Regions from separate parts of the Homo sapiens genome. Here all the other regions are linked to region 1. A link is a contact called in ENCODE Hi-C data. All regions are on one chromosome and are shown on one strand. Each heading gives the region's core, a stretch centred on a gene start or an enhancer-like site at or near the end of the contact. The rest is flanking DNA. Distances are from core to core; before and after follow the strand shown.

Evidence for each region. A loop is a pair of places that touch in the nucleus more often than their neighbours do. Pooled maps may share reads with other maps.
Region 2: a map with no recorded cell type shows a loop between it and region 1 (13-fold over the local background). The contact joins the promoter of IL3RA here to the promoter of GTPBP6 in region 1. A Hi-C loop is called at or near these places in 8 of 37 single-sample maps with no recorded cell type and 7 of 50 pooled maps.
Region 3: a map with no recorded cell type shows a loop between it and region 1 (18-fold over the local background). The contact joins the enhancer-like site here to the promoter of GTPBP6 in region 1. A Hi-C loop is called at or near these places in 2 of 37 single-sample maps with no recorded cell type and 3 of 50 pooled maps.
Region 4: a loop to region 1 is called in a pooled map, with 8 times the contacts of the local background. The contact joins the enhancer-like site here to the promoter of GTPBP6 in region 1. A Hi-C loop is called at or near these places in 2 of 37 single-sample maps with no recorded cell type and 3 of 50 pooled maps.
Region 5: a pooled map shows a loop between it and region 1 (10-fold over the local background). The contact joins the enhancer-like site here to the promoter of GTPBP6 in region 1. A Hi-C loop is called at or near these places in 1 of 168 maps with a recorded cell type or tissue (naive thymus-derived CD4-positive, alpha-beta T cell), 2 of 37 single-sample maps with no recorded cell type and 11 of 50 pooled maps.
Region 6: a loop to region 1 is called in a map of ascending aorta, with 27 times the contacts of the local background. The contact joins the promoter of AKAP17A here to the promoter of GTPBP6 in region 1. A Hi-C loop is called at or near these places in 4 of 168 maps with a recorded cell type or tissue (B cell, Caco-2, ascending aorta and 1 more), 9 of 37 single-sample maps with no recorded cell type and 20 of 50 pooled maps.
Region 7: a loop to region 1 is called in a pooled map, with 15 times the contacts of the local background. The contact joins the promoter of P2RY8 here to the promoter of GTPBP6 in region 1. A Hi-C loop is called at or near these places in 7 of 37 single-sample maps with no recorded cell type and 11 of 50 pooled maps.

What each region holds. Positions count from the first base shown.
Region 1 is chrX:317,233-320,204 of GRCh38, reverse strand. It overlaps GTPBP6 (GTP binding protein 6 (putative)), which reads left to right and starts at 1,409. Exons shown (of 10, transcript NM_012227.4): 1 at 1,409-1,766. The coding sequence starts at 1,418. LINC00685 (long intergenic non-protein coding RNA 685) reads right to left here and starts at 1,060. Exons shown (of 1, transcript NR_027232.1): 1 at 1-1,060.
Region 2 is chrX:1,335,178-1,338,157 of GRCh38, reverse strand. IL3RA (interleukin 3 receptor subunit alpha) reads right to left here and starts at 1,373. Exons shown (of 12, transcript NM_002183.4): 1 at 1,232-1,373. LOC101928032 (a long non-coding RNA gene) reads left to right here. Exons shown (of 8, transcript XR_007068376.1): 8 at 642-884.
Region 3 is chrX:2,173,420-2,176,738 of GRCh38, reverse strand. No RefSeq gene overlaps it. Among named protein-coding and RNA genes, the nearest start is that of DHRSX, 330 kb to the left of the region's middle. Within about 2 kb of position 1,923, at least 2 of the 41 ENCODE cell types and tissues checked have a DNase peak (open chromatin) inside an H3K27ac peak, as active enhancers do.
Region 4 is chrX:1,499,807-1,503,204 of GRCh38, reverse strand. All of the region lies in intron 1 of P2RY8 (P2Y receptor family member 8), which reads left to right. Among named protein-coding and RNA genes, the nearest start is that of P2RY8, 36 kb to the left of the region's middle. Within about 2 kb of position 1,909, at least 11 of the 41 ENCODE cell types and tissues checked have a DNase peak (open chromatin) inside an H3K27ac peak, as active enhancers do.
Region 5 is chrX:1,655,933-1,659,120 of GRCh38, reverse strand. No RefSeq gene overlaps it. Among named protein-coding and RNA genes, the nearest start is that of ASMT, 42 kb to the right of the region's middle. RefSeq lists enhancers at 822-1,321, 1,322-1,823. Within about 2 kb of position 1,445, at least 9 of the 41 ENCODE cell types and tissues checked have a DNase peak (open chromatin) inside an H3K27ac peak, as active enhancers do.
Region 6 is chrX:1,590,150-1,593,353 of GRCh38, reverse strand. AKAP17A (A-kinase anchoring protein 17A) reads right to left here and starts at 1,750. Exons shown (of 5, transcript NM_005088.3): 1 at 1,585-1,750.
Region 7 is chrX:1,535,726-1,539,087 of GRCh38, reverse strand. It overlaps P2RY8 (P2Y receptor family member 8), which reads left to right and starts at 1,903. Exons shown (of 2, transcript NM_178129.5): 1 at 1,903-2,167.

The sequences.
Region 1 (2,972 bases), core at 160-2,659:
CACCCTCCAAGGCAGCATTCGGGACCCTCACGGCTGGACTCGAGGCCCACGGCAGACATGAAGACCCCTGGGAGGCGTCCGGGACCCCCAGGACTGAATTTGAGGCCCCCAGGCAGACGTGGGGGCCCCTGGGCGGTGGTCAGGACGCCTGGGGCTGGACCCAACCCCCAAGGCAGACGAGGAGAACCCCCGGGCGGCATCCGGGCCCCCCAGGGCTGGACTCAAGCCCCCAAGGCTAGACGTGGGGACCCACCTGGGCGGCGACCGGGACCCCCAGAGCAGGTCTCAAGCCCCAAAGGCAGACGTGGGGGCTCCTCGGCGACGTCCAGGACCCCCAGGGCTGGACTCAAGCCCCCAAGGCTAGACACGGTGACTCCGGGGTGGCGTCCGAGACTCCCACGGGGGAACTCCAGTCTCCAAGGTAGACGTGAGGACCCCCGGGCGGCATCGGGGACCCCCAGGGCGGGACTCGAGCCCCCAAGGCAGACGCGGGGATGCCGAGGCGGCGTCCAGGACCCCCAGGGCGGGACTCGGGCCCCCAAGGCAGACGCGGGGACGCCGAGGCGGCGTCCAGGACCCCCATGGCTGGACTCGAGCCCCCAAAGCAGACATGGGGACCCCCTGGGTGGCGTCCGGGACCCTGAGAGCTGGACTCGAGCCCCCAGGGCAGACGTGGGGACTCCGGGGCAGCTTCCGGGGCCCCCACGGCGGCTCTCCAGGTTCCAGGGCAGACGTGGAGACCCCTGGGCGACGTCACGGACGCCCAGGGCGGGACTCGAGCCCCCAAGGCAGACGTAGGGACCCCTGGGCGCCGTTCTCGATCCCCGGGGCTGGAGTCAAGCCCCCGAGGCGGCGTTCCGGACTCTCGCAATCAGACTTGGACTCCACCCAGCGCGGAACGGGGTAGGACGGGAGCGAGGACGAGGTGAGTGAAGGCAGCGCTGCCGCCGCCGCCGCCGCCGCCGAGGCTCGGGGTCCTGGCGCCTACCGGGCCGGCGGCTGCACCGCGGGATGGGTCTGCCAGGAGCCGCCCACGCCGAACAAGAAGCGGCCCGGTCCCGCCTCCCCCGCCGGCAGCGCGTGCCAATCACCAGCACCTGATGCGGGGCGACCAATGAGGAGCACGCCCTGCCGGGGCGCGGCGCTAGGGAGCCCGCCCCGGCCGCACGCCAATCACCAGCACGTGACAAGGGATGACCAATGAGGATCACGCCCTATGCTGCGGAGAGGCGCTGGTGAGCACGCCCCAGCTGCACGCCAATCACTAGCACGTGACGCCGGATGACCAATGAGGAGCACGGCCTGTGCCGGGGAGAGGCGCTGGTGAGCCAGCCCCGGCCGCACGCCAATCACGAGCACGTGATGAGGAGCGGCCTGTGGGCAGCCCCCGCCCCAACGTTCAGCCTCCAGACGCGCCATGTGGGCCCTGCGGGCCGCCGTACGCCCGGGGCTGCGGCTCTCCCGCGTGGGCCGCGGCCGCTCGGCTCCGCGGGCAGCCGCGCCGTCCTGCCCCGCGCGCGCGCTAGCCGCTGTCGGCCGCAGGAGCCCCGGGAATCTGGAGGGGCCGTGGGGCGGAGGGCGGGGCCTGCGGGCGGACGGCGGCCGAAGCCGCACGGGAGACGACGAGGAGGAGCCGGAAGATGCGGACGAGAACGCCGAGGAGGAGCTGCTGCGGGGAGAGCCTCTGCTGCCGGCGGGGACCCAGCGCGTGTGTCTGGTTCACCCTGACGTCAAGTGGGGCCCGGGGAAGTCGCAGATGACTCGAGGTGACCGCGGCAGGGCTTTCGGGGGAGAAACAGGAGCTGGAGACCTGGGGGCGGGGCTCTGAGGGGAGGGGGCTCATAGGTGGAGATTCAGGGGCGGGGCTCTGAAGGGACGATCTCATAGGTGGAGATTCAGGGGCGGGGTTCTGTGGGGAGAATCTCATAGGTGGAGGCGCAAGGGCGGGGCTCTGCAGGAAGGATTTCATAGGTGGAGATTCAGGGGCGGGACTCGGGAGAATCATAGCTGGCGATGCAAGGGCGGGGCTCTGGGGAGGCTCATAGGTAGAGATTCAGGGACGGGGCTCTGACCTGAGAATCTCATAGGTGGAGACCCAGGGCGGGGCTTTGAGGGGAAGAGCTCAGGTGGCGACGTAGGGGCGGGGCTTCAGGGGGCCAGGCTCTAAGGAGAGGGTCTGATGGTTGGAGATGCCAGGGCGTGGCGCTGAGGGGCGGGGCTCTGAGGGGAAGAGCTTATGGATGGTGATGCGGGGGCGGGGCTCTGAAGGGAGGATCTCATAGGTGGAGGTGCATGGGTGGGGTTCGGGGGAGGAGCCCATGGGTGAAAGGGCGGGGCTTATGGGGAAGAGGGGAGGATATCATTGGTGGAGGTGCGTGGGCGGGGCTTCGGGGGAGGGGCCTATGGGGTAAAAGTGCGGGGGCGGAGCTTATGGGGTGGAGTCCGTGGGATGGGGTGGGGCCCGTGGGGTCCGTGGGGTGGGGTGGGGTGGGGTGGGGTGGGGTGGGGTTGGGTGGGCCGGGGCGGTTCTCGCCGATGGGACCTACGTTTCTCTTGCTCTGGGTTAGAGGTAGGCACGGTGTGTTTGAGGTCAGGGAAGGGAGGGCGTCCAGCGGACCAATCTGTGTCTAGTCCCACCCCCCACCCCCCAGGAGGAAATGCAAATGAATAAGTCGCTGCACGTGTCAGAGTCTCATAAAGGTTGATTTTTCCCTTGGAAGCTCCTGTAGTCGATGAGTGGTTTTTCTTTACGGGTGTTTTCCAAAATGGCTAATTCCTGGAACAGATGAAGCCCCGAACTGCTCAGAACAGCGCGCAGACCTCTTGCCTCTCTACTCCCCAAACCTGCCGGTGGTTCCTCAGTAATCCCCTGAGCACCCGCAGCTCCCGGGTTCCCTGCTGCGCCCGCCTGGAGCCCAAATTCCATGTAAGGCAGGGTCGCCCTCGTGTCCCGCTGTGGCTCCGGTGTCCTT
Region 2 (2,980 bases), core at 124-2,623, 1.0 Mb before region 1:
GATGGACATTATATTTCTCCCTTCATCTATAGATGGGGGTATGAGGGCTGTCTCCACCTCTTGGCTATTGTGAATAAAGCTGCTTGTTCCTTTTCATGGCTGTATAATATTCCACTGTGTGTCTGGACCACATTATATTTCTCCATTCATCTATAGATGGGTACGAGGGCTGTCTCCACCTCTTGGCTATTGTGAATAAAGCTGCTTGTTCCTTTTCATGGCTGTATAATATTCCACTGTGTGGCTGGACCACATTATATTTCTCCATTCATCTATAGATGGGTATGAGGGCTGTCTCCACCTCTTGGCTATTGTGAATAAAGCTGCTTGTTCCTTTTCATGGCTGTGTAATATTCCACTGTGTGGCTGGACCACATTATATTTATCCATTCGTCTATAGATGGGTATGAGGGCTGTCTCCACCTCTTGGCTATTGTGAATAAAGCTGCTTGTTCCTTTTCATGGCTGTGTAATATTCCACCGTGTGGCTGGACCACATTATATTTATCCATTCGTCTATAGATGGGTATGAGGGCTGTCTCCACCTCTTGGCTATTGTGAATAAAGCTGCTTGTTCCTTTTCATGGCTGCGTAATATTCCACTGTGTGGATGGACATTATATTTTTCCATTCATCTATAGATGGGTACGAGGGCTGTCTCCACCTCTTGGCTACTGTGAATAAAGCTGCTAGGAGGGACCTGAGGTTTCACCAGCCATCTGGAACATTCTGAGTCCCGCCAGCCTTTGAAAACCACTGAGAAACACTACAAGCAGGCTGGGGTCCCAGCCCCAAAAGCGGCTCCCCGGCTGGCAGTCAGCTCGCCCTGGGCGTGAGCTCATTGACTAACTGAACCAGCGCTTTCTAATAAACAGAGAACTCTAGCCATGTGTAGGTGTGTACATTTTCTAGCAAGCACACAGAAAAAGCAGAAAGCACTGTCAAATTACTCCTAATGCTATCACCTTTATAAACCCAAGGCATCTAACATGCTATGATGGCTTCAGCGTCCGATCCACTTACAAAAGGGTGAATGAGATCGCAAACATACTTCTCTGGTACCGGGTCATTCTATGTGTGGTGTGGTGCCCACACGGACAGCAGGTCTCAGCAGAAACCTGTTACATGCCAATGCCCCGTGTCTGCCAGCTTGGATTTGGGAACCCACAGTCCACCGCCTCCCCTGCCTGCCCTCTTTTTCCCTCATCCCACCCTGGAGGGGGGACCTTACCTTAAATGGAGATCAAAGTACTGTGTGGAAGAAACAGCCTTCGTGGTTCCAGTTGAGAAGATCTGGGGTGTCCTGATCCTAGGATGTTTCTGATATCTTCCCGTGTGCGCTGAAAGCAGCTTTCCCCGAAGAGAAACCGAAGGTTGTACTCCCCGATTGAGCTGTTTTATAACCTCCAGCTGGGGCCCCACCCCTGAAACTCAGACCCAATAAGGATCTGGCAGTGGGGAGGGGTGGGGGCTGTCAGAGACCCCCTTCTCTCCCACGGGCTGGGATCCTGGGGTCAGCAGCTTCGTAACCATGAACCTGACTTTCCTTGAAAGAAAGACTCTTTCTTTGAAAATTATCATGTTCCCGTTCTCATTTTTTTTTTTTTCTGCAAGTGTTTCTGTTTGCTATAATTAGAATTCTTGCTGGCTATACAGGCAGGGTTGGGCAACTTCCTGACATAGTAAATTCAGCCTTGGAGGCGTGAACGCTGGTGTCCAGGGGCTCCTGCCTGTGTTTCCTCCCTGTCTCGTGGGAAACAGCACCCAGACAGGGAGGTGGCCCCCGGTCTCAGATGACAGATCTTATTAAAGATATGTTAGTGGCCGGGTGCGGTGGCTCACGCCTGTCATCCCAGCACTTTGGGAGGCCGAGGCGGGCAGATCACTTGAGGTCAAGAGATTGAGACCAGCCTGGCCAACATGGTGAAACCCCGTCTCTATTAAAAATACAAAAATTAGCCCAGCGTGGTGGTGAGCACCTGTAATCCCAGCTACTCGGGAGGCTGAGACAGGAGAATCGCTTGAACCTGGGAGGCGGAGGAGGTTACAGTGAACCGAGATCGCGCCACTGCACTCCAGCCTGGGCGACAGAGCAAGACTCGGTCTCAAAAAAAAAAAAAAGATATCTTAGTGGTCAGGGGTGGTGGCTCACACCTGTCATCCCAGCACTTTGGGAGGCCGATGAGGGCGGATCACCTGAGGTCAGGAGTTTGAGACCATCTGGCCAACATGGTGGAAGCCCGTCTCTAGTAAAAATTTAAAAATTAGCCAGGCGTGGTGGCAGGTGCCTGTAATCCCAGCTTCTCTGGAGGCTGAGGCAGGAGAATAGTTTGAACCTGGGAGAGAGGTTACAGTGAGCCAGGATGGCGCCAGTGCCCTCCAGCCTGGGTGATAGAGCAAGACTCCGTCTCAAAAAAAAAAAAAAAAAGATATCTTAGTGGTCAGGTGCGGTGGTTCACACCTGTCATCCCAGCACTTTGGGAGGCCGAGGAGGGTGGATCACCCTGAGGTCAGGAGTTCGAGACCATTCTGACCAACATGGTGAAACCCCGTCTCTAGTAAAAAGAAAAAAGTTAGCCAGGCGTGGTGGTGGGTGCCTATAATCCCAGCTTCTCCGGAGGCTGAGGCAGGAGAATCATTTGAACCTGGGAGGCGGAGGTTACAGTGAGCCAGGATGGCGCCACTGCACTCCAGCCTGGGAAATAGAACGAGACTCCGTCTCAAAAAAAAAAAAAAAAATCTTAGTGGTCAGGCGCGGTGGCTCGCACCTGTCATCCCAGCACTTTGGGAGGCTGAGGCGGGTAGATCACCTGAGGGCAGGAGTTCAAGATCAGCCTGGACAACATGGTGAAACCCCGTCTCTAGTAAAAATTTAAAAATTAGCCAGGCGTGGTGGCAGGTGCCTGTAATCCCAGCTTCTCCCAAGGCTGAGGCAGGAGAATCACTTAAACCCGGCAGGCGGAGGTCACAGTGAGCCGAG
Region 3 (3,319 bases), core at 674-3,173, 1.9 Mb before region 1:
ACATCTCACTGTGCCTCAGGGTGTCTCAGTATGCATGCATGTGTGTGTATGCATCCATATGTGTGCGTGTTGTTTGTGTGTGTTTGCATGAATTCACGCATCTGAATGCACGTGTGCACACATCACTGCATGCCTGCAAATGCATATGTGAATTTGTGTGCATGAAGGTGTGAATGTGTATGCACGATTGTGTGAATGCCTTGTGCATGCGCAAATGCGTGTTCAATGCACACATGCATGTGTGAATGTGTGCATGTGTGTGTGCACCGTGCATGCACTGTGAAAGGGTTGCATGTGTATCATGTATGTGTGTTTCTGTGCATGTGTGTACATGCATGTGTGAATATGTGTACTTGAGTGGATGCTTGTGTGTGCATGTATGAACGTGTATTCATGGGTATGAGAATGCTTCGTGCATGTGTAAATATGTGTGTGGGCTATGCATTTATTGATGTATGTGCATATGTGTGCATGCATGTGTGCCTGCGTGTGCATGAGTGTGAAAAACTGAGTGCACCTGTGCACGTGTGCAGATGCCTCATGTATGTGTGAAAATCTGCACATATATGCAGTGTGTATGTGCATGGGTGTACATACCTATGTGTGAATCGATGTGTGCAATGCATGTATACGCACGTGTGTACATGCAGGTGTGAGTGTATCTGTACATGCATGTGTATGCCTGGGTTTCAGTGGAAGCAGGGCTGCAAAGAGGAGAAACACTTAGACCCTGACACACAAGAGTTCTCATTTCGGTAGATGAGCTGGCTGTGTATGCAAAGAGGAGAATAGAGGACAAAGACAGGATCAGCATCGTAGCGCTGATGACGACAGCTCTGGACTCCTCTTGATGAGGGCTGTGGCACACATCGAGGGGAGCACTGCTGAAAACAACATAGAATGTGATTTGGACCCAGCATGCAATCTACAAAGGCCGTGCTGCCGACACGGGGCAGGATTTTGGTTGACAGGTTGGTGTTGGAGTGGAAGACCTTCTCCAAAGAGGCTTTCTTGAAATCACAAAAGGAAGGGATCCATGAAGGAGAAGCAGTGCCGAGAGGAAGGGCAGAGACCACAGAGTGCACCCGTGCACGTGTGCAAATGCCTCATGTGTGCGTGAATGCATGTGTGCGTGTGTAAAATGCACATATGCTTTTAGCTGCATGCGTGCGTGTGCAGATGCGTGTGAAAACCTGTGCACACCTGCAATGTATATGTATATGTGTATGCACGAGTGTGAATAGCCGTGTGCATGCGTGAGTGTATGTGTATGTGGATGAGCGTGGGAACCCTGAAGGGAGCCTCTCTGCAGTTTCTGGGACACAGGTTGTAGTTAACCTAGGACAAAAAGTCAGTAGAGTCCTTTATGGGCTGCTGATGAATGAGGCCTGCTACCAGGAAGGAATGGTTTTTTTGTTTTTGTTTTTGTTTTTTTTTTCCGACAGAGTCTTGCTCTGTCTCCCAGGCTGGAGTGCAGTGGGCCGATCTCAGCTCACTACAACCTCCGCTTCCCGGGTTCAAGCGATTCTCCTGCCTCAGCCTCCCGAGTAGCTGGGACGACAGGCATCCGCCACCACGCCTGGCGATTTTTTTTTTTTTTTTTTTTTTTTAGTAGAGACGGGGTTTTACCATATTGGGCAGGCTGGTCTTGAACTCCTGACCTTGTGATCCGCCCGCCTCGGCCTCCCAAAGTGCTGGGATTACAGGCGTGAGCCACCGCACCCGGCCAGGAAGGATTGTTTTGCACGCCAGGGTTTCTCTTTAGCTTATGATTTCTTCCACCAAATCTGTCCCAACCCTGCTGTGTCTGTCCCTACCAGCGGCTGCAGTGTGAGTGAATCCAGGCATGACTGCATGAACACCCAGCTTCCTGTTTGGTCACTTAGTAACCACTAGATGACGTTTACTGAGCTCTTAGCAGGCACATTCTAATCCCCGTAATTTTGTTTACTCGGTTGGAGGAGAAACATTGTCTCTTCTCCACTTTCCCAGCTGTAATGCAAACCTTAGCATACAAGAAACAGGCCGGGCGCGGTGGCTCACGCTTGTAATCCCAGCACTTTGGGAGGCCGAGGCGGGCGGATCACGAGGTCAGGAGATCGAGACCACGGTGAAACCCCGTCTCTACTAAAAATACAAAAAAAAAAAAAACAAAAAAAAAAAACCCGGCGCGGTTGGGGGCACCTGTGGTCCCAGCTACTCGGAGAGGCTGAGGCAGGAGAATGGTGTGAACCCGGGAGGCGGAGCTTGCAGTGAGCCGAGATTGCACCACTGCACTGCAGCCTGGGCGACAGAGCAAGACTCTGTCTCAATAAAAAAAAAATAAAAAAGAAACAGAAGGAGGCACGCTAAAAACTAAAAGTAGGAGGTTAAGGGAAGGGAGGAAAGAGAAAAACCAAAGGATGGGGGTGGGTTCAAACCACATTTTATGCCGCTGGATCGTGTTGTAATATTTCTACATGCTTGGGAATTACAGGCATGCATGGAATAGTATGCAACTGTGAAAAAGGAATGAGATCATGTCTTTTACAGGAATATGGATGGAGCTCGAGGCCATCACCCTTAGCAAACTAATGCAGTAACAGAAAATCAAATACTGCACTTTGTCACTTATAAGTGGGAGCTAGGCCGGGCGCGGTCACTCAGGCCTGTAATCCCAGCATTTTGGGAGGCCGAGGCAGGTGGATCACGAGGTCAGGAGTTTGAGAGCAGCTTGGCCAACATGGTGAAACCCTATCTCTACTAAAAATACAAAAATTAGCCGGGCGTGGTGGCAGGCACCTGTAATCCCAGCTACTGGGGAGGCTGAGGCAGAAGAATCATTTGAACCCGGGAGGCGGACGTTGCAGTGAGCCAAGATCACGCCATTGCACTCCAGCCTGGGCGACAGGGTGACACTCCGTCTCAAAAAAATAAAAAAATAAATAAGTGGGAGCTAAATGAGGAGAACTCATGAACACAAAGAAGGGAGCAAGAGACACCTCTACTTGAGGGTGGAGGGTGGGAGGAGGGAGAGGGGCAGAAAAGATAACTATTGGTACTGGGCTTAATACCTGGGTGATGGAATCATCTGTACAACAAACTGCGGTGACACAAATTGACCTACAACAAACCTGCACGTGTACCCCCAAACCTAAGATAAAAGTTTAAGGGAAAGAATGAAGCAAGCTAAACTTTAGACAACAATAACAGCAACAAGAAAAAGAAGTGACAGGTGTAATTACTTTCATTACTGCCTCAGCCACTTGTGGAAGCATTTTTCCGGTGTTGTGGTATTGTTACATTTTATGGACAACGTTTTTGTGACGATGGACAAACC
Region 4 (3,398 bases), core at 660-3,159, 1.2 Mb before region 1:
TCCCAGCTCCTGGGGGCTCCAGGCATCCCTGGGCTTGTGGCCGCGTCATTCCAGGCTCTGTCTCCGTCTCCACGTGGCCTTCTCCTCTGTGTCTGCGTCTCCTCTTCTGTCTTTTACCAGGGCACCTGTCATTGGATTTAGGGCCCAGCCTAATCCAGGAGTATCTCATCTTGAGATCCTTAACTCATTAAATCTGCAAAGTTCTTATTTCCAAATAAGGTCTCATTCCAGGTTCTGGGCTCTAGGATATGGACATATCTTTCCAGGATCCGCTGTTCAACCCATTACAATTGGATCCAGTTCCCTCCGGAGGCTCCTTCCTGTCTCTCCCAGCTCCTGGGGGCTCCAGGCATCCCTGGGCTTGTGGCCGCGTCATTCCAGGCTCTGTCTCCGTCTCCACGTGGCCTTCTCCTCTGTGTCTGTGTCTCCTCTCCTGTCTCTTAGAAGGACACCTGTCATTGCATTTAAGGCCCACCCAGACAATGCAGGATTATTTTCTCTCAAGATCCACAACGGAATGAATCTGCAAAGACCCTCTTTTCCAAATGAAACCCCCTCCCCAAATAGCAGGGCTCAGGACACGGACATATCTCTGGGGGCCACCATCCAACCCAGCATGGGAGGCCCTCGATCTGGGTTTGCAGGTGGGGAAGGCTGCTGAGAGTAGGGACAGGGGCGGCTCACGTGGCAGCCAGCACAGGGGCTCTTCGGCAAAGCGTGTTGCCGGGAGGCAAACAGGGTCCCCAGAGAGTCAGTAGAAAGAGGAACCTGGCTCGCAGCGGGGTCCTGTCCCTGGCTGAGTGTCACCAACACTCACTCTGTGTTCGAAGTGGGGGAGGGAGGGGAGGAGGTTTGCCACCCCCACCCCTGCCCCCCGGGAGGACATGACCAAAACAGAGATAAGCAAATCCATGTTCTTGCTCGTGTATCTTCAGTGATGTGGTCCCACTCCTCATAAACCTAGACAGGACTTTATTTCCAAATAGAAAAATGAGGCCAGGCGTGGTGGCTCACGTCTGTCATCCCAGCACTTTGAGAGGCCGAGGTGGGTGGATCACCTGAGGTCAGGAGTTCAAGACCAGCCTGGCCACCACAGTAAAACCCTGTGTCTACTAATAATACAAAAATGAGCTGGATGTGGTGGCACACGCCTGTAGTTCCAGATATTCAAGAGGCCGAGGCAGGACAATCGTTTGAACCCGGGAGGCGGAGGTTGCAGTGAGGCAAGATCACAGCGCTGCACTCCAATCTGGGTGACAGAGCGAGATTTCGTCTCAAAAAATAATAATAATAATCAATAAAAATGAAAACTCGCCGGGCGTGGTGGCTCATGCCTGTAATCCCAGCACTTTGGGAGGCCGAGACAGGCAGATCACAAGGTCCAGATATCGAGACCATCCTGGCTAACACGGTGAAACCCCATCTCTACTAAAAATACAAAAAATTAGCCGGGCGTGGTGGTGCGCGCCTGTAATCCCAGCTACTCGGGAGGCTGAGGCAGGAGAATCACTTGAACCCGGGAGATGGAGGTTGCAGTGAGCCAAGATCGCACCACTGCACTCCAGCCTGGGCAACAGAGTGAAACTTTGTCTCAAATAATAATAATAATAAAAAATAAAAATGAAAACTAAGACGGGGCAATATAGTGAGACCCCTATGTCTACAAAAATAAATAATTAGCCAGCCATGGTGGTGAGCACCTGTGGTCCCAGCTGCTCAGGAGGCTGAGGTGGGAGGATCGGTTCAGGCCAGGAAGTTGAGGTTGCAGTGAGCTATATAATGTCACCATGGCACTCTAGCCTGGGGCAACAGAGCAAGACCTTATGTCTCCATAAATAAATACAGAAAAACGAAAGTGAAAATGAAAACGCATCAGAAAGTCAAACACAGGCCAAAAGTCTGCAAAGCACCGTCACAGGGATGCACAGAGTGCTTCCAGGGGTCTGATATTTACGTCCCTTGAAGTCGGACCGAAAACATTCAGATGTAAGCCTGGACATGGTATCTGAGAAGACACAGCCACCTCCTTCCAAGACGTAGTTCACAAGAGGGCCCTGGGACTCTCCGGCCAGCTCTGTGAGCTTTGGAAGATGGGCGTAGAGTCTGTCACAGGAAGGAAGGCTGGATAGCAGCCCTGTGGTAAAGTTAAAAGGTCAGGCTTAAAAATCCCCACCTCTCCCAGGACAGAACCGAGAGATTCAGGCCACCCTGGGCCAGACAGGCGGCCCCAGCTGCTTGGCCTGGAAAACCACCCAGGGGATTGTAATGGGTCATTTCCCTCTGGCGGGGAGGTTGTGTCTCCCAGAACCTCGGAGCCTGGGTGCTGCTGGGGGCTTTCCTGGTTTTAGCACACCCAAAATCCTATGTCCACGGCAGCCCATTGGTCGTCACAAACAGGGCTGGGGGTGGCGGCGGCTCAGAGCAATGGGCCTCTGTTGACTTCTAAAGAATTAACGTGGCCGGGCGCAGGGCCTCTCGCCTGTAATCCCAAGACTTTGGGAGGGCTAGGTTGGAGGATCACCTGGGGTCAGGAGTTCGAGACCAGCCTGGCCAACATTTAGTAGAAACCCCGTCTCTACCAAAAATACAAAAATTAGCTGGGTGTGGTGGCGTGTACCTGGAATCCCAGCTACTCGGGAGGCTGAGGCAGGAGAATCACTTGAACTCGGGAGGCGGAGGTTGCAGTGAGCCGAGATCACACCACTGCACTCCAGCCTAGATGACAGAGTGAGACTCCGTCTCAAAAAACAAAAAAAAAAATTAGCTGGGCATGGTGGTGCACGCCTGTAGTCCCAGCTACTTGAGAAGCTGAGGTGGGAGGATCACTAGAACCCAGGAGTTCAAGGCTGCTGTGAGCCATGATTGTGCCAATGCACTCCAGCCTGGGCAACAGAGTGAGACCCTACCTCAAAATAAGTACATAAATAAGAGAATAAGAAAACAATTACATTAACAATAACACCAAAAAGAATAAAACAGTTAGAAATTAATCATGAAAGTAGATTTGTACACCGAAAACTAAAAAAAAACATTAAAAAACAACAACAGGCCGGGCGCGGTGGCTCACGCCTGTCATCCCAGCACTTTGGGAGGCCGAGGCAGGCGGATCATGAGGTCAGGAGATCGAGACCATCCTGGCTAACACGGTGAAACCCCGTCTCTACTAAAAATACAAAAAATTAGCTGGGCATGGTGGTACACGCCTGTAGTCCCAGCTACTCGGGAGGCTGAGGCAGGAGAATGGCGGGAACCCGGGAGGCGGAGCTTGCAGTGAGCTGAGATCACACCACTGCACTCCAGCCTGGGCCACAGAGCGAGACTCCGTCTCAAAAAGAAAAACAAAACAAAACAAAACAAAACAAAAAAACAGATTCAAAAAATTAGAGATATAAATAAAT
Region 5 (3,188 bases), core at 196-2,695, 1.3 Mb before region 1:
CATATGCACACACATACACATTTCTTAGTTAAGAAAAATAGACCGGGCGCGGTGGCTCACGCCTGTTATCCCAGCACTTTGGGAGGCTGAGGTGGGCGGATCACGAGGTCAGGAGTTCGAGACCATCCTGGCTAACACAGTGAAACCCCGTCTCTACTAAAAATACAAAAAATTAGCCAGGCGTGGTGGCTCATGCCTGTAATCCCAGCACTTTGGGAGGCCGAGGCGGGGAGATCGCGAGGTCAGGAGATCGAGACCATCCTGGCTAACACAGTGAAACCCCGTCTCTACTAAAAATACAAAAAATTAGCCGGGCGTGGTGGCGGGCGCCTGTAGTCCCAGCTATTCGGGAGGCTGAGGCAGGAGAATGGCGTGAACCCGGGAGGCGGAGCTTGCAGTGAGCTGAGATCGCCCCACTGCACTCCAGCCTGGGCGACAGAGTGAGATTCTGTCTCAAAAAAAAAAAAAAAAAGAAAGAAAGAAAGAAAAATAGAAAAACACATCTTTAGAAACTATCACCTGCAAACTGCAAAACAAACAAACAAACAAACAAACAAAAAAGTGTGCTGGGGCTTGGATACCACAACTGACAACCTAAATTATTGAGGTAGCAAACTGCCTAGAAGAGGTAGACATTTGCGGCCCTGAAATCAGGACCCGGCGGTGAGAGACACCGCCTGCGTTGTTTTTACAGTTTTATTAGCCACATCCCTCAGGGAATCTCACCGCAGGTCTCAGGAGCTCTCTCTAATCTTGTTAACCTTCTGCGCCTCTCCTCCCGGAGTACAAACTAATCTTTCTTAATGCAAGAGGACAGGGCAGCTTTGGAAAGGCCGTCACCAGACAGCCAGCGTTCCCCATCCTCACAACTGGACCTTGGAGAGCTTTGGTGTATGGAAACCGGCTCCCCTGGAGGGGGGAGGTGAAACGTTGAAACCCTGACAGACGGTGTCACTGAGCTTAGAGCTCATGTTTCTAGAAAAGGCAACAGATGCAGTGTCTGATGACGAAGCTTAATTTGGGATGTGCTGAGCAGGAATTATTTAAACCAATCCGTTGATGAATTTGTCTTTAAGGAATATGTCCTTTCTCTCGTGAGTCACTCAGGCTCCTGGACACCTGCCTGCCAGCCCTCACTGAATCTCCCCAGAGGCTCTTCATGTCTGCTGCCTGACAATTTTCTCCAGAGTGTACAAAAGCAAAGGAGAGAGCTCCCCTCCCAGACTGCTGGAGGGATGTGGGGACTTACCGCATGGCTGATGCTCTCAGGTTCCAGCCAGACTTAATGTCCTAAAATGCACCCAAGACAGGCAGGCCTGGGTCCAGACGGCCAGCGGGGAGGGCTGCCCGGGCTCGTCTGCAGAGCCCGGAAAAGGAGGAGGAGGTGAACAGAGGAAGGAGGAAGGGTGATGGGGCCTGCAGGGTGTGATATGACGTGAGTTATCACCTCCCTTTGTGCTGCTGCTGTTTCTTACTGTGGGAAAATACCCATCACACACAGTTTGCCATTTTAAAAATTGCACAATGAAGAGACGATTTAGTGCACTGAGCATTTTACACAACCACCGGCCCTAGCTAGTTCCAGAACACCTTCGTAACCCAAAAAAAAACACCCCATACCCATTAAACCGTCACTCCCCAGTCTCCCTGCTCTCAGCCTTAAGCAATCACCCATCTGCTCTCTGACTCTGCAAGCAGTCTTATTCTAGACACTTCATGCAAATGATATTGTGCCATTTTGCACTTTTGTGCCTGGGTGTTTTTTGTTGTGGTGGTGGTGGTGGTTGTTTTGTTGTTTTTGTTTTCACTCCGTTACTTCTACACCAAACTAATACATGATGTATTCAGTCAGAGGCTATCAAGGACTCAAAAGAATACAACCTTTTCTCTTTTTTTTGAGATGGAGTCTCACTCTGTCACCCACGCTGGAGTGCAGTGGCGTGATCTCGGCTCACTGCAACCTCCGCCACCCGGGTTCAAGCGATTCTCCTGCCTCAGCCTCCCGAGTAGCTGGGATTACAGGTAACTGCCACCATGCCCGACTAATTTTTTTTGTATTTTTAGTAGAGATGGGGTTTCACCATGTTGGCCAGGCTGGTCTCAAACTCCCGACCTCAGGCGATCCACCCACCTCGGCCTCCCAAAGTGCTGGGATGACAGGCGTGAGCCACCACACCTGGCCCCCATTTTTATGGTTATTTCTTGATGATATGCTAAACTAGGAGTGGATTATTCATATGGACTCTTTTTAGACCATATACATTGTATTAGTCAGGGTTCCTTAGAGGAATAGAACTAATAGAAGATATATACACACACACGCACACACACACACACATATATATGTATTGTGTGTGTATATATATGTGTGTGTGTATATGTGTGTATATATGTGTGTATGTGTGTATATATGCGTATACACACGTGTATATATGCGTGTACACACGTGTATATATGTGTGTACACACGTGTATATATGCGTGTACACACGTATATATGCGTATACACACGTGTATATATGCGTATATGCACATATGTGTACATGCACATATGTGTGTATACACATGTGCATATACACATATATGTGTATACATGTATATATACACATGTGTGTGTATACACGTGTATATATGTGTGTATATATACACGTGTATATATACACACATATACGTACATATATATGTGTGTGTGCGTGTGTGTGTATCTTCTATTTGTTCTATTCCTCTAAGGAACCCTGACTAATACAATCTATATGGTCTAGAAAGAGTCCACATGAATTATATATATATGAAGGGGAGTTTATTAAGGAGAATTAACTCACAGAGTCACAAGGTGAGGTCCCACCATAGGTCATCTACAAGCTGAGGAGGCAGGAAGCCAGTCTGAGTCCCAAGGATTAAGAACTTGGAGTCCAGTGGTCCAGGGCAGGAAGCATCCAGCAAAGGAGGAAGATGGAGGCTGGGAGGCTAAGCCAGTCTAGCCTTTTCACGCTCCTCTGCCTGCTTTTATTCTGGCCAGACTGGCAGCTGATGAGACGGTGCCCACCCAGATTGAGGGGGGTTCTGCCTCTCCGAGTCCACTGACTCTAGTGTTATTCTCCTTTGGCAACACCCTCACAGACACACCCAGGAACAACGCTTTGATTGGATCTTTCAATCCAATCAAGCTGCCATTCAGTATTAACCATC
Region 6 (3,204 bases), core at 501-3,000, 1.3 Mb before region 1:
CGGAGAAGAGAAACAGCAGTGTCTCTCTGCCGTGTCAGAGACCGGTTTCCACTTTGTTAACAGCCATCTCAACGGAGTTCTTTACTTTTTGAAATCATTAAGAGTACACCAAAGGGGAAAGAGCCGAGCTGATAAAGAACAGGTTAGTGTCAAAGCCTCGGTCAGCACTGCCCGACACCCTACATCCAGCAGCCAGCAGCTCCCAAGGCCTGCAGAATAGGAAGCTGAGCACGACCAGGCCCCTCACACAGGTCAAGTAGGAACGGGGACGCTACAAACGCCTAGCTCCACGGGAAGGGGCAGAGAGACACTGGGGAAGGGAAGGGGCCAGGGAGAGCACAGCTGCAGGCATCTGGAAAGGTTTTGTGGAGGGGGCGGCGGCCCTGTACTTGCCCTGATAAAACAGGAAGTCTCGGGCTGCAACAACAATCCAGAACCATGAACCCTAGTAATCTCCACGAAGGCCAAACGTATCCCAGCTTTAACCCACTCAAAGCCAAAAAGTACAACGAACTTTCCACAAGTTAGGGGCCGGAGTCCCCCGTCTGCGCCTTCTTTCTCCGCCCACCTTCATTAACCCACCTCTTCCCTGCTGAGCTGACGGGCAGCCACTTCCTGACGGCCAAGTCCAAGTAGAGGAAGCTTCACTCGCAGAAACCCAACCATCTCAGGTGACCGCCTCCGGCCCGGCCGCCCACCCCATCAACCTGGAGGCTTCCTGCCAGGCCCAGGAGACGGCCTCCTCGCCCAAGCCCGAGGTGGGAGGTGCGAAAGAAGGGAGGGAGGGTGGAGAAGCGACCAGAAAAGGTCAGTGGGGCACCAGGGAGGGGCTCCAGTCTGGACAGAGACCAGTGAACCCTCCCCCAGAACCCAAGCGGCCCCAGCAACTTCACCACCGAGGAACCCTCCCCACTCTGGCCTCCAGCGCCCTCCGACCACCCCGGTACACCTGGCTGCCCAATCCCCAGTACGCGGCATTGCCCCTGGTATTCCCACCTACCGCAGCCCCCCAGCATGGCCTCAGGCTGCCGCTGGCACCCCTGGCAGGGCCCCACACATTCTCAGGCCCTTGGCCACTCGGTACCCTCAGCTCCTCAGTTCCCCGCTCCCCACCACCCTCCTGGATGAGCCCCAATACCCCAACCTACACAGCACCGCCCCAGCCTCCGAAAACCCCGGACAGCCCCTTGCTTCCCACTGTAGACCTAGGAGCGACCGCAGCGCCACGTCCCCTAGTCCCAGGCCTCCTAGTCTCCCGCCCATCCGATCCCCCGAGCTCCCAGCCCTCCGACACCGCTCCAGGCCTCAGCTCCTTCGGTGCAGTCCCAGGAACCGCTCCAGCCCCTACCCCTACTTCCAGGGACCCCCGGACCCCGACCGCAGACCTCCCCAGCCCCCGATTCCCCCGTACAGTTTCAGGCGCTCCCAGCCCCCCGGTGGCACCCCACGCCCCCCAACCCCAGCCCCGTCACCTCCGAGGCCCCTAGGCGCCGCCTCCCAAGCCCCGGCCCCCCGGGCCCGGCCCTAGGAGCGAAGCGTTCGCCGGCTGCAGCCAGGCCCGGGAGGCACGGGGGCGGCACTCACCTGCGCGGGGCTCCGCCTGCGTCCCAGGCCGCCGCCGCCGCTGGCCCAAGCTCCCGCCGTCCCTCGACGATCCCCGGACAGGCGCGGCCTCACCGCCGGGAGCCGCCACCGTCCCCCGGAGGCGCCTCCGACGCCGCCACCGCCGTCGCCGCCCGCCCTCTATGACGCATTTCCACTTCCGGCGCGCGGGCTCGCGGAAGAGGCCGCGCGGCAGCACCGGGTTTCTCCTTCTTGCCCTGGCTCCGCCCCCGGGAGGAGGGACTTCCGGGAGCCCGACCTTTTGCACTGCGCGTGCGCGAGTCCGCCCCGCCCCCATGGTGCCACCTGCCTGCGGGTAACCAGGGGAGGTACTTGGGCCAGGGTCTGTGGTCATAGCCCTTAAGCCAAACAGGAGGGGGGCCGGTGTGGGGTCTAAATTCCAATTGTAGAGTCAAATATATATAACAAAATTCTAAAATGTAATAGGATCCTATAACGGGATTCTATACTATACTTGCAAATTATGGGTAATATACTTGAATAATATAATTTATGTATAAATTAGATATCATATTCTATGACGTAATTATAGAATTACATATAAATTGCTAGTTAATTAACTATTAATTGAATGGTTAATAATTATTAATTGTATATTAATAATTATTAACGCATACCATTACATAATGTAATTATGAAATAATAAATGATAACTTACAATGGTATTATGAAATTAATAATAATTTATATTGCAATTATGAAATAAATGATCATTTCTAATTATAAGATAATTTATAATGTAATTATGAAATAAATATAATGTAATTTAAAAATAAATGATAATCTAATGTAATTATGAAGCAAATGCTATTGTATAATATAATCATAATTTATAATGTAATTTTGGAATAATAAATGATAATCTATAGTGTAATTATGAAATAAATGAAAATATATAATGTAATTCTGAAATGATCATTTATAATGTAATTATGAAATAATAAATGACAATTTATAATGTGATTACAAAATAATAAATGAGGCCAGGTGCGGTGGCTCACGTCTGTAATGCCAGCACTTTGGAGGGCCAAGGCGGGCAGATCACAAGGTCAGGAGTTCAAGACCAGCCTGGGGCCGGGCCCGGTGGCTCATGCCTGTAATCCCAGCACTTTGGGAGGCCGAGATGTGCGGATGATGAGGTCAGGAGATCGAGACCATCCTGGCTAACACGATGAAACCCCGTCTTTACTAAAATACAAAAAATAATCAGCCGGGCGTGGTGGTGGGCACCTGTAGTCCCAGCTACCAGCTACTCGGGAGGCTGTGGCAGGAGAATGGCGTGAACCTGGGAGGTGGGGCTTGCAGTGAGACCGTGCCACTGCACTCCAGCCTGGTTGACAGAGCGAGACTCCATGTCAAAACAAAACAAAAAAAAGACCAGCCTGGCCAGCATGGTGAAACCCCGTCTCTACTAAAAAGACAAAAAACTAGCCGGGTGTGGAGGTGGTTGCCTATAGTCCCAGCTACTCAGGAGGCTGAGGCAGGCCCGAGAATCACTTGAACCCAGGAGGCAGAGGTTGCAGTGAGCGAAGATGGCGCCACTGCACTCCATCCTGGGCAACAGAGCGAGACTCTGTCTCC
Region 7 (3,362 bases), core at 654-3,153, 1.2 Mb before region 1:
CTGAAGGATTCTTTTGATTTTTTTTTTTTTTTTTTTTGAGACAGGGTCTCTCTCTGTTGCCCAGGCTGGAGTGCAGTGGCATGATCTCGGCTCTCTGCAACCTCTGCCTCTCTGGTTCAAGTCATTCTCTTGCCTCAGCCTCCCCAGTAGCTGGAACTACAGGCCCCCACCATCACACCCAGCTAATTTTTGTATTTTTAGTAGAGACAGGGTTTCGCCATGTTGGCCAGGCTAGTCTTGAACTGCTGATCTCAAGTGATCCACCCGCCTTGGCCTCCCAAAGTGCTGGGATTATAGGCGTGAGCCACCAGGCCTGGCCTTTTTTTTTTTTTTTTTTTGAGACAGTCTCACTCTGTCACCCAGGCTGGGGTACAATGGCCCAATCTGGGCTCACTGCCACCTCCACCTCCTAGGTTCACATGCTTCTCCTGCCTCAGCCTCCCCAGTAGCTGGGATTACAGGCGTCCACCACCACGCCTAGCTAATTTTTGTATTTTTAAGGGACAGGTTTCGCTATGTTGGCCAGGCTGGTCTCGAACTCCTGACCTCAAGTGATCCGGCCCACCTTGGCACCTCAAAGTGCTGGGAATACAGGTGTGAGCCACCAGGCCTCGACTTTTTTTTTTTTTTTGAGACAGTCTCACTCTGTTACCCAGGCTGGAGTGCAATGGCCTGATCTTGGCTCACTGCAACCTCCAGCTCCCGGGTTCAAGTGATTCTCCTGCCTCAGCCTCCCCAGTAGCTAGGATTACAGGCATCCACCACCATGCCCAGCTAATTTTTGTATTTTTAGTAGGGACGGGATTTCGCTATGTTGGCCAGGCTGGTCTCGAACTCCTGACCTCAAGTGATCCACCCGCCTTGGCCTCCCAAAGTGCTGGGATTATAGGCGTGAGCCAGCAGGCCTGGTCTTTTTGTTTGTTTGTTTGTTTTTTGGGACAGTCTCACTGTCACCCAGACTGGAGTGCAATGGCCTGATCTTGGCTCACTGCAACCTCCACCTCCCAGGTTCAAGTGATTCTCCTGCCTCAGCCTCCCCAGTAGCTGGGACTACAGGTGTCCACCACCACACCCAGCTAATTTTTGTGTTTTTAGTAGGGACGGGATTTCGCCATGTTGGCCAGGCTGGTCTCAAACTCCTGACCTGAAGTGATCCACCCGCCTTGGCCTCCCAAAGTGCTGGGACTACAGGCGTGAGCCACCACACCCAGCCTGGCTTGAGGGATTGATTCTACCATGTCTTTTCCCTGAGCAGTGGTTCAATATTCATTCATTCTTTCTCAGTGACAGATCCTTCCCTCTCAACCTCCTCCCACGAGTGACAAGAACCAACCGTTGCTCCTCACAAGCAAGGATACCAGAGCTCGGAAACCTGGTTCTCATTCCTGAAACTGGCCGATCCCCCATGGGATGTTGAGGATATGAGCCTGCAGCGCCCGTGACCAACTGTGAGAGCCGGAATGATCAGTGCCCAAGGTCTGTTCGCTTGTCACAGTCTGGCTGTGTACCAAGAGATGTCGCAATGAGCACAGCTTTAGAGTCTAAAAGGAAACGTGTTCTGTTCTTTCTTTGTTTTGTTTTGTTATTTCAGAAGAAACAGGAATCGGTTCTGGAGCATGCCACGGCTCTTCACTGCTGGTTACAAAATTTAGAAAAATCATTCTCCCTCTTTTCCTCACTCTCAGGGTTCTCTTAAGAGTAGGGCCCCCTGCGAGCCAGTGATAGGGAGGTGGGCGGTTAACGGTGCTGCCCAGAGACACAGCGACGTTACTCCAGTGGGCTCAGCCCTGCACATGAGTGTTCAGACAGTTACAGAGGAAATGTCACAACACACTTCCTTTCCACCTAAGCCTGAGTCGCAACCGTGGTGGTGCGCTGGGAGGTGGAGTTTGCAGAATTTGCATTCGGAGACAGTCGTGCCAGCCGGTGGGCCACCCAGCGAAGCGGCCGCCTTTGCAAGGTTGCTGGACAGATGGAACTGGAAGGGCAGCCGTCTGCCGCCCACGAACACCTTCTCAAGCACTTTGAGTGACCACGGCTTGCAAGCTGGTGGCTGGCCCCCCGAGTCCCGGGCTCTGAGGCACGGCCGTCGACTTAAGCGTTGCATCCTGTTACCTGGAGACCCTCTGAGCTCTCACCTGCTACTTCTGCCGCTGCTTCTGCACAGGTGAGCCGCCGAGCTGGACTTTTATGCTTGTCCTGCACTGTCAAGGGAGAAGACAGGGTCGCTGGGAGGGTCCGTGTACGGTGAGAACATGGGGGAAGACGGTGCAAACTCCATGAGGCGTGTTCTCCTCACGCTAGAGCAGACCAGGAGTGCAAATTTCCTGGGAGGAAGACTTTGCACAGCCGCTTCGTCACTTAGGGGAGAAATGCTCAAATTTTCCAGGGCTGCAAGCCACCCTTCCTTTAATAACTCATTCCATGAACTTTCAGAGGCCGAGGTGGGCGGATCACGAGGTCAGGAGTTCGAGACCATCCTGGCTAACACGGTGAAACCCCGTCTCTACTAAAAATACAAAAATTAGCCAGGCGTGGTGGCAGGTGCCTGTAATCCCAGCACTTTGGGGGACCGAGGTGGGTGGATCATCTGAGGTCAGGAGTTCGAGACCATCCTGGCTAACACGGTGAAACCCCGTCTCTACTAAAAATACAAAAATTAGCTGGGCTTGGTGGTGGGCGCCTGCGGTCCCAGCTACTCGGGAGGCTGAGGCAGGAGAATGGCATGATCCCTGGAGGTGGAGCTTGCAGTGAGCAGAGATCACGCCACTGCACTCCAGCCTGGGCGACAGAGCGAGACTCTGTTTAGAAAAAAAAAAACAAAAAAAAACTCATTCCATGAAATGCGCCTCTCTTGAGGTTAACCTTAGAGAGGGTAAGCAGCTGCGGCTGCTGCACGTAACCCATTTACGCCTGAGATTGCAGTTTTTTCAATGTTTGCAATGAGACCTTGGCGATGACCTTGAGCCGTGGGATATAAATAACTCCCAAATGCTTAGCGTTCCAATAATGGAAGAGTAAGCATAAATTAAACGGGTTTTAAAGCCCTATGGGTGCCTGGATGAGCACGGTGGCCCCTCGTCACCCCCTCGGTGCCAGGGAGACCCCAGACCCGGGTCTCACGGCCACCTCAGACCTCATTTGTACAGGTCCGCTTAGAAACCCCAATTCCTTGGGTCTTGTCAGATCTGTCCCCTAAAAAGCTGAGAAAAGGCAGAGGGAGCTGCTCTGGGAATTTCAGGCCACACACAACAAGGCCTGCTGTGGCGCTTTAGGTCCCATTTCTATAAAGGGGAACCATGGTCACGTGGCTCTGTTCCCAAAAAGAAAAGGGTTTGTGTGTGTGTGTGTGTGTGTGTCTG